Linked DNA regions of Homo sapiens: region 2 is linked to region 1. A link is a loop called in an ENCODE intact Hi-C map of the cell type or tissue named here. Cell type or tissue: B cell. All regions are shown on one strand. Links, peaks and the distances in the headings refer to the core of each region. The heading gives the core; the rest is flanking DNA.

Evidence for each region. Hi-C counts contacts between places; a loop is a spot of excess contacts. Peaks named below come from ENCODE experiments on the same cell type or tissue, not always from the same donor. Only the 100,000 strongest peaks of a DNase experiment are listed, where the experiment ranks them.
Region 2: it touches region 1 in a loop (2.9-fold over the local background); 3 of 110 quality-filtered maps call a loop at or near these places.

What each region holds. Positions count from the first base shown.
Region 1 is chr9:111,825,158-111,830,538 of GRCh38, forward strand. No RefSeq gene overlaps it. Among named protein-coding and RNA genes, the nearest start is that of SHOC1, 33 kb to the left of the region's middle. In B cell, for the core only: a CTCF peak has its summit at 3,200 (motif pointing right); a DNase peak (open chromatin) is centred at 3,234.
Region 2 is chr9:111,935,163-111,940,543 of GRCh38, forward strand. UGCG (UDP-glucose ceramide glucosyltransferase) reads left to right here. Exons shown (of 9, transcript NM_003358.3): 9 at 1-207. Among named protein-coding and RNA genes, the nearest start is that of MIR4668, 5.8 kb to the left of the region's middle. RefSeq lists an enhancer at 2,723-3,032. In B cell, for the core only: no CTCF peak of the experiment used is centred there; a DNase peak (open chromatin) is centred at 2,889; H3K4me3 peaks cover 1,036 bases; H3K27ac peaks cover 3,795 bases.

The DNA.
Region 1 (5,381 bases), core at 121-5,120:
TTAAAAGACAGAGAATAGATTTTGAGGCTCCAACAATTATCTAATAAAAGTTCCAGAGAAAGAGAATGGAAGTTGTTTAGAGAAGCAACATTTGAAGTGGAGATTGCTAAGGATTTCTAAAAAACGGAAGAAACACTAATTTATTTATGAAATATTCATCAGGTGTCTGTTTTGTGCCAGGCACTGGGAACTGAACTTAGTGAACAAATTAGATGTGCATTTTCAGTGCCAAGCAGGATAAATAAAAATACCAAGCTACATAATAATAAAACTGCAAAGCTTTAAGGAGATTTTAAGATTCTGTCTTAAAGATTAAATCTTAAAGATTTAAGACATAATCTTAAAATCTCCCAGAGACAAATGAATGATTATCTGCAGAGTAATGACAGATCAACAGCAAATTGAATATCAGCAATAGTGGACGTCAGAAAACAGTAATGATAGTGATGAGAAATAACCACGTGCACAGAATTTTTTTTACCCGGACATACTATGATTCATTAATGGGGGTGGGGGGAAAATATGTCCAGATATGCAAAAAAACAAAAGAACTCACCATCCATAGAGCTTCATTAAGAGGCCAGGCATGGTGGCTCATGCCTGTAATCACAGCACTTTGGGAGGCTGAGGTGGGAGGACTGCTTGAGTCCAGGAGTTCAAGACCAGCTTGGGCAACATGGTAAAACCCCATCTCAACAAAAAATTAGAACATTAGCTGGGTGTGGTGGCATAGGCCTGTAGTCCCAGCTATTTGAGAGGCTGATGATTGCTTGTGCCTGGGAGGCAGAAGTTGCAATGAGCAGTGATTGTGCTCCTGCACTCTAACCTGGGTAACAAAGCAATACCCTGTCTCAAAAAAAAAAAAAAAATAAAATAAAATAAAAAAATAAAAAGAAGATCCATTAAAGATGTCCTTTAGCAAGAAAAAAAAAAGAACACAGAAAGAAGACATGGAATACAAGAAACAATAAATAAAATGTCAGTAAGTTTATTTCCTGTTTTAAAAATACTAATTTCTGTGTCTTTTCACATAGATCGAAGCCCAGTAATTTTAGGGGGAGAAAAGAAAGAAAAGAAAAAATAGAATTAAAGCTATACCTCTAAATTACAGTAAGAAGACAGAGCTAGTATTTAATGGGTTGTTAAGCATCCTAAGACCTGTGTTTCGGTTAAGAGCATAATACAAATACTGAATTATTATAAACTAATAAGAAATATGTATAACTCATGATGTATATACAAGTTTAATTTAAAAATAGAAATATCAGCCAGGCACAGTGGCTCACGCCTATAATCCCAGCACTTTGGGAGGCCAAGGCAGGCAGATCACAAGGTCGAGAGATCGAGACCATCCTGGCCAACATGGTAAAACCCCATCTCTACTAAAAACACAAAAAAATTAGCTGTGCGTAGTGGCACCCACCTGTAGTCCCAGCTACTTGGAAGGCTGAGGCAGGAAGATCACTTGAACCCAGGAGGCGGAGGTTGCAGTGAGCCGAGATGGTGCCACTGCACTCCAGCCTGGCAACAGAGGGAGACAACATCTCGGAAAAAAAAAAATAAAAAACTACAATAATTACTTAATTAAGGGAAAAAAAGAGAAATACCAGAAATTTTATCAAGTAGGAAAAAAAGAAGAAAAGAAAAATTATAGTAAACAGAAAACACAAATTAGGTGGTAGAATTAGGTTAAAATATATCAATCACAAAATATATAAACGAATTAAATTCCCCTATATAAAAACAAAATTACCAAATTGAGTTTGTAAAAATTCTAGCTCTGTATGTCTGGGATACACATCTAAAACAAAACTACCCAGGCCAGGTGTGGTGGTTCATGCCTGTAATCCCAGCACTTTTGGAGGCCGCGGTGGGCAGATCACCTGAGGTCAGGAGTTCAAGACCAGCCTGGTCGACATGGCGAAACCCTGTCTCTACTAAAAATACAAAAATTATCTGGGCATGGTGGCAGGCGCCTGTAATCCCAACTACTCGGGAGGCTGAGGCAGGAGAATTGCTTGAACCCGGGAGGCAGAGGTTGCAGTGAGCCGAGATCGTGCTACTGCACTGTAGCCTGGGCGACAGAGCAAAACTCTGTCTCAAAAAAACAACAAAAAACACCGAGAAAAGTTAGAAATAAAAGGATGAAAAGAGACAGGTACTTTAACTGTTACCCCTGCAAAAGCTGGGGTAGCAATATTAATATAAGACAAATATTATTTAAGGCAAACAAACTAAAATGTGGCATAATTTTAATTGGCTGATAGTGTAAGAAAATAGATGCCATCTGACCTTGATGTTAGGAACAATTTCTTTTATATAGTCTAGGCATAATGACATTGAAGAAGAAAATGTAGTCCTAATATGCTACCTGGCCCAGCATTGGACAATATTTACATGGTCATACTAATGGAAATGTTGTTTGGTTTGCAACTTTTAGAGTCATCTCAGGGAAAAACCAAGGATGTCTTGGCAGGCAGAATGAATATGTTATCAACTTGACAAAGTAAAAATAAAAGTATGTGGACATTAGAGATTAATGGCACATGGAAGGAGGAAGAAAGTACAAGAATTAATATAGTGTACAAGAGTTAATATTCTTATATAGAGTAGGAGTCAAGAGGCCCCGTCAAAAGTTGATGGAATGAGAAATTGGAAGTTTAAGCCCGAGCACTGTGGCTCATGCCTGTAATCCCAACACTTTGGGAGGCCGAGGCAGGAGGATTGCTTGACTTCAAGAGTTCAAGACCAGCCTGGGCAAAATGGCAAAACCCTGGCTCTACTAAAAATACAAAAAATTAGCCGGGCATGGCGTTGCATGCCTGTAGCTCCAGCTACTTGGAAGTCTGAGGTGAGAGGATGGTTTGAGCCCGGGAGGCAGAGGTTACAGTGAGCAAGATCTCACCACTGCACTCCAGCCTAGGTGACAGAGCCAGATCCTGTGTCAAAAGATTTATTTAAAAAGAAAAATCAAAAACAAAAACAAAAAAACCATGCAGCCTGAACAAATTACTGGGGATGTAAACCAGAGCCACTGAGTGTGTGTGTCTTGAGAGGAGCTGTATCTCCGTGGGGTTTCTGTGACTTTTCTTGGCATTAGCTTTGACACCGGAATTTTGGTTCTACCATTGTCGATTAACAACCATAAATTCTCACATCCACTAACACTGAGGTCATTGGTATTGTAGTCCTTCGTGCCTTGAATGGCATATCTGAATTTCTGCTTTCCTGCTGGGGGCAGCAATCAACAATTATTAGTATTTCTTCCTGAATATAAAGAAGCCTGGCCAGAAAAGGATGGGTAGCCTTGCAAAGATTTTGACTGAGGTTCTGATTATTCAGCTAGAACCCTTCTCTTCCTTTCAGATACAATTTTCCATAAGGAGTGAATACCTTTTGGAAGGAAGTTGGAAGTCTAGGTGACAGGGTAAAAGGAGGACTTACTTATCTCAGTACACACTTTGGTACCTTTCAAATTTGAGGCATGAATTTTATTTTTTTTATTCAAAAGGTCTATTAAAACATACCTACTTTAATCTTTAAATGCTGAATTGATATGTTATTAAGCTTTTAAGGCTCTCTCTGCAAGGATTTTTAAGAAGAGCCAGCCTTTTGGAGCCTAAGCCCAAAGATCCTGTTGACAATTTTACAGGGAAGAAACCCAACAAATTTTTAATGACGTTGGCGGTGTTATTGCAGATAATAATTATGAGAGTGCCAATGATAAACAGCAACCCATTGCATCACCCCACAACCCAAAGCACTGAAGCTTTGTGAAGAGTGAACACCCTGATTGCCCCAGAATGGCATGTCGGTAATGCCACTGCCAACTTCCCTGAAGGCTGGCCCTGTTCTTGACATGGCTCCACTTGCTCTCGAGAGTTTCTTCTCTCTACTCTCTCAGCAGATCATTCTGTCCTTCATCACCGGATTTGGTAACCCTGACTCTAGGAATTTTCTCCACTCATTGTCGGATGCTGTGGTTGAGAATAACACATGTATTTGGGAAGAACCTACCTTTCAGTGAATTATAAATGCTCACTAGTCAAGCATCATGCACGGAAAGCATATTATTAAATGATGTGTTCGTATCTCTCAGGTGCCAAGCACGTCCACTAAAGCATTGTCTGACAATTGCAGACCTGCAGACAGGGATTGTGGGGAGAGACATATGAAAATCATTGCTACATAGACATACCACTTAGCCCAATTAATCACACATCAGCTGTCTGAATGCTGCCTGGCCCAAGGCAGACGCTGAAGTTCCATATACCTCATCGCATAGACTTGATCTTTGTCACAGAGGATTCACCATCCCTGCTGCTCCCTCCCTCCTTCCCTCCCTCCCTGTCTTCCTCCCTTCTTCTCCTTATCTTCCCTTCACTCACCAGACATCCTTTGAGCTATGTGTGCCAGACGCTCTTCCAATAAGAAGGTGTCAAGAATCCTATGCCAACTTTAAATTTAGGAAAGTCTGAAAGATGCTAACATCAGGAGATGAGGTGGGGTTTTTTCAGACTCTATCCTAGAAACAAGTGGAACAAACTCCATTTGAAACTGAGCAATTCGGCTAAGCGCGATGGCTCACGCCTGCAATCCCAGCACTTTGGGAGGCCGAGGTGGGCAGATCACTTGAGGCCAGGAGTTCAAGACCAGCCTGGCCAACATGGTGAAACTCCACCTCTACTAAAAATACAAAAAATTAGCTGGGCATGGTGGCACATGCCTGTAATCCCAGCTGCTTGGGAGGCTGAAGCAGGAGAATCTCTTGAACACAAGAGGTGGAGGTTGCAGTAAACCGAGATCGCACCACTGCACTCTAGCCTGGGCGACAGAGTGCGACTCTGTTTCAAAAAAAAAAACAAAAAACTGAGCAATTCTCATAAGAGTTGCATCTGCTTGAGTAACTCCCTCTCCTGTAGCCATACCTGATTTGGTTGGTGGGATTCTGTGGGCAATCATAAGTGTGACAGATGGAAAGATTCCACTGCTTCCTCTGAGTTCTTGGAAGGAGGAATAGAAAGGGTTGATGCCTCGTGTGGTTGTGCAAGTTCGGCCATGCAAAGAGATGCCTGGAGAAGGTAAGTCAGGGCAGAAACCTAGCACCTGCTCTGCTCGCTGAGCTATGAGGCTAAGGACCCAGAGCACAGGGCACCTTTTTCTTATTTCCACAGAGGTACTGTTTGTTCTAGGAAGCAGACCTGTGTTCTCTGATTGTAATTCTCTGATGGGAAGGTCAGGAAGTTTACAAATCAGAGTGGAAACCCACTGCAGAGAGACCCAAGTTTTACAGGGCAAGGTACAGAGTGGACATCACCATCCACATCAGGTTCCCTACTTTGAAACACCCTGGGGCCAGGATTTTTCTGGATATGCATTTG
Region 2 (5,381 bases), core at 64-5,063, 110 kb after region 1:
GATTCTTTGTTTAGCAAGCTTGGAGTGATGATAAAATGGTAAGAAATAATATAAATGTTGAAGAAAGCATCACAACAGAACTATAGGAGTCTAAATTTAATAAATCTTTAAAAAAAACCAGTGTCTAGAATATATACCATGTTTTATTATTTAAAATCATTGTCTTAAATTTTTGTTCAAAAAATAAAAATTTGAATACAATCAAAACGTTAGCAATAGTGTATTTTTTGTTCTTCTGTATTTTTATAAGTAGCATGTTCCACCATTCACATCAGAATTATTAGAAGAGTTCTGTCAAGTATTCCTTTTGAAATCTTCCTTTTACCTGAGCCATAGGTAAAATAAATAAGGACATAGGCAGTCCTGTGACTTAAGTATGGCTTTTCTACATTGGTTGCCTGTTAAAATCACCTGGAGAACTTGTAAAAAAAAAAAAAAATACACAACACACACCCTGGGCCCTGTACACAACACACACACACACCCTGGGCCCTGTACACAACACACACACACACCCTGGGCCCTGCCCACATAGATTTTGGTGTAATTATTTTGGGTGAGGCCTGAGCTCTTCTACCCGTGATTCTACTGTGAGAATGACTGGCTCGTAATGACCTTTAGAAAAGAGCCAGTGGTCCTTTGGGCCCCTCTCCCCCCGGGCTCACAGCTTGAACTCAGCCTTTTAGATCTTACCACTCTAATGGCTAGAAAATGTAAATCCAAAGGAAGGAATGGAGTGGCATTATTACTTGAGACCCAGATGGGAGATGCACCTTACATACTTTCCAAGGCCAGGTCCCTCCCAAGCTGGAAGCCTTTACAGGCCTGTTTTACCACCATCCCATGAGAAAAGAATGTTCTTAACTGGAGAACAAATCCGGGGTAGAAAGAATCCGCTCTCAGCTGATATTTTTGTCTCTCCGTAGTTCCTGTGTTGAAACCTAATGCCCAATGTGAGGAGGGTCTTTCAAGGTGAGGCCTTTGGTAGGTGATCAGAGCCGTCAGGATGGGATTGATGCTTATAAAGGAAACCCCAGAGAGCTTTCTTGCCTCTTCCGCCATGTGAGGATACGGCAAAAAGGTGACCAGCTATGAACCAGAAAGTCAGCTTTTACTAGCCACTAAATCTGCCAGGGCCTTGATCTTAAACATTCCAGCCTCCAAAACTGAGAAAGTTTTGTTGTTTATAACCCACCCAGTCTATGGTATTCTGTTATCGGAGCCGTAAGACACAGTCTAAAAGGGATCTGGCCCAGTAAACAAACATTCCTTCTCATTTGTGTACTTCTAACCCTACAGTTTAAGAAATGATCAACACAAAGTTGAGTATGTCTTAGAATTTCATAGCTAGGTGGATCTTGAGGATCCCTCACCCTTATTTTAGAATGAAGAAGCTGAGACACCCACGGTGAGAGCTGTGATCATAGGGTTAGGTAGGCATGGTGCTGGTGGCAGAGCTGGGAGTAGCCCCTCTATCTGGTCCCAGTGTGGTATATTTCTCCGCTGGACCACATTTAAATTTATGCTTACACTGGCTTGAAAATTTACCTAGACCTTAAGGGGGAAAAATATCACAGTTTTAATAACCATCTGTATCCTAACTCAAAAATTGTTCTAGAGAACCAGATTCAAACCTGTAGAACAAGAATGTAAATTACTATAAAGCTCATTTAAAGTGAAATGCTTTACATACATGATTGATAAGATTGATGCATACCACAAGACTGTGTTCATGAGAATGGAAATAGTTCAGACCTTTCCTTCTGAAGTTTATCAGGATCTAGTGCTTGAGTTATTTATTTATTCATTTCAAGTTATAGTTTACGACCATATCAAGTTCATTTCGGTGAAAAGAAAGCAAACCGCAAAATGGTGAGTACCTGTCTCTGCAGAGCTGCAAGGATATGTGTTTAGTTGGGTAATTTGCTTTAAAAATATTGATACCTAGAAAAAAGTTTAAAATCACTATCCTAGTATTTTCTAAAAACAAAAATACATATCTTTAAGAGATCCCTAAGCAGCTAGTTTCCTAAGAACCAAAATGTGCTAAGCCTTTCACATGGCCCCTCCTCAGTTCCGAGAGAAATTGGCAGAGACTGTGGGTGTCTGGAATGGTTTCATGTGGTTGTGCTGTTTAGACTAATCATCATTAAGACATCCATGCTAATAGCATGGACTTGTAATTATCTAATTTAAGCAATTTAGGGATATCATTTATTCTTCTACAGGACTGAGAGTATCTGCACCCCTCCTCTGCTGCCTGCACACCCCATTGCGGTCATGCCACCTTTGTTTCCCAACCCTTGTCACCAGATGTGAAACCTCTATCATTTCCCCTCATGACTGACGGACACCAGGCCAGCCTAAGGAACATGCTGGAGAAATCCAGCAGACTATTTATTGTGCAGCTCTGGAGCAGGGGAAAGGAATGGGTTAGAAGTGGTGACTTGGGAGTAATTTCCCTAGAGGTGATGGCTGAGACAGTGACTATAACTAAAGTCAAAGTGCCATTTAGAGAGACAATGGAAGAAAAACATCTAGGAAAAGAGGCTGCCAAACCTGGGGTCCAAATGGGCTTTTTGGTAGCTATGGGACTTTAGGAAGCTTCCTTCATCTTTCTGAGCCAAGCTTTCTTAACCATGTAGAATGGAGATACTAAAGCACCTGAGGTGGTAGAGATGATTCGATGAGGTCATGTACATGAGCATAGGGACAGTTAGTGCCTTTTTCCTCCCAAAGAAGAAAGAAATAGTAAAAGGAGTGCCACAGTAGCCTTGGAAAGAGAGATTTCAAGAAGGAAGTGGTCACGGGAGGGGCCGTTGACCGTAAAGGATGAGAAGAGGCTGGTGAACTCTGGGGCAGGAAACTCCCTGTAGAGTTGCCAGCGTGGGTCTCCGCCATAGTGAATTGTCTCAGACGTTGATAGATGAAGTGTCTGCGTGGGAGTAATACAGCTTCTTTATGAACGATTTTTCTTGTTTTACACAGTGATATATTTTCTACAGTGAGAGACAAAGGGGTGGGACTTTCAAAGACAGAAATTGCTCCTGACCCTGAGAGCACCCATATGACTCTGATGCCAAGGAAACAGTTTAAGAAAGGCAGCTCCCAGGAAGCCAGTTCATCAGAGTGGAAGAAGCAGAAGTCAGATGCTTTAGGTTTGGCTGCGTGTGAAAAAGACATGAAAGCGATGGGCACAGATATTTGGAAACTGCAACAACGATGCATTTCCACCCAAGGTCCCAGTAATACTAAGCCAAAAAACTAAGCCTGACTTGAATTTGTGAGAAATGTCCTAAGAAGTTGGGTCATTAAGAGACGATGAAGGGGAATTGTCCATCCCCATCTTCCAGTCTCCTGACTTTATCCTAGACTGTCTCCCAACAGCATAATCGGCATCCCGGAAGCAGCTGTGGGCACCCTAGCCCTGCCCACAGTCTGCCCTTTTTCATTTTGTTCTGATTCGCTTATTTTTGGTTATATTGCTTGTTTTACTTCCTGCTTTGTCTCTACATTGACTTGGAGCTTGACTTCTGACTTCAGCTTCTTCCTCTGACCCCATGTTCCTCAGCCTTACTCCAAGCCCAGGAAAAGGTGGTCCTTAATTTTCTATTCTCATTTCACATCACCATCTCTCCAGCCTGAGCTCTCCACCCCCAACCCAATGGCTCACTCTCACCAGCCGACCCTTTTCCGTGTGGAACCAGAGCTTCCTTGCTCCCATGCTGTTTCCTTGCCCTGAAAGTTTCTCTCCCTTCATCCTCACTTTCCCTGTCTATGGGGATACTCTCCTTCTTTATTGTTGGTTTTTTTGTTTTATTGTTTTTTGAGACAGAGTGTCACTCTGTCACCCACCTGGAGTGCAGTGGCGCAATCTCTGCTCACTGCAGCCTCCACCTCCTGTGTTCAAGCGATTCTTGTGCCTCCGACTCCTGAGTAGCTGGGATTACAGGCGTGCACCACTACATCCAGCTAATTTTTGTATTTTTAAGGGGTTTCACCATGTTAGCCAGGCTGGTCTCAAACTCCTGTCCTCAAGTGATTCGCTTGCCTCGGCCTCCCAAAGTGCTGGGATTACAGGCGTGAACCACCGCACCTGGTCAACATACTCTCCTTTAAACCTCAACTCACATTCAATTCAGGACCTTTCCAGAGTTGTGTGTGCCCACATTTTGTCCCTTTCATTTTGTCAGGCATTTCACTTACGTGTCTGCAGGTCATTTCCAGTTTTCAGGGGCCTGGACTTTGCATATCTTAGTAGTCCTTTTTTGTGCTTTTTTCTCTTTGTACCCTTCCCTCCAGTGCATTCATGTAATAGTCACTCGGGAAAGGTCTATTGTTGACAGTCAAGCCAGAATCAAAACATTAATTCTGGCACATATGTCATTTAATACCTTTCCACCCTCTCATTGTGTTAGTAAGGTGTTTGCTATTTCATGCTCCCAACCCCCCCACCCTCACCCTACTAAAACAAAAGATTTCTCTACACATGAGTAAAATACTAAAATTTTATTTTCCCCTTCTAGAATCTTCTAGTTCTGGTTTTGGGTTTTTGTTGTTGTTTTTGTTTGCTTTTTGTTTTTTGAGACAGAACCTGCCTCTGTCGCCCAGGCTGGAGTGCAGTGATGTGATCTTGGCTCACTGCAACCTCCGCCTACCGGGTTCAAGCGATTCTCCTGCCTCAGCCTCCTGAGTAGCTGGGATTACAGGTGCACATCACCACGCTTGGCTAATTTTTGTATTTTTAGTAGAGACGGGGATCACCATGTTGGTCAGGCTGGTCTCGAACTCGTGATCTTGTGATCCGCCCTCCTCGGCCTCCCAAAGTGCTGGGATTACAGGCCTAAGCCCCTGCGCCCGGCCTGTTTTTTTCCTTAAACTTTGAGAAGCTAGCAGTTTTTGGAAGGAATCAAGAGGTGACCCTGTCAAGTCTATCTTATCAACATCCTACAAGCCCATTGATTCTTGTTGTGTTTTATTTTCTTTAAGTTACACATTGGTTTTGGATCATAAAAATAGTACATATTTACTATAAACCTGAAACATAAGAAATGAACAAAAGCCCTTCTAGGTAGATACTCAAGAGAACTGGAAACAAAACGTCCACATAAAAACTTGAATGTTCATAGCAGCATTATTCATAATAGCCAAAAGGTGGAAACAACCCAAATGTCCATCAACTGATGAATGTACAGACAAAACTTGATCATATACAGACAATGGGATATTATTTATCCCTAAAAAACAAAGGAACAGCCGGACCCAGTGGCTCACGCATGTAATCCCAACACTTTGGGAGGCCTAGGCGGGCAGATCACTTGAGGTCAGGAGTTTGAGACCAGCCTGGCCAACATGGTAAAACCCTGTCTCTACTAAAAACA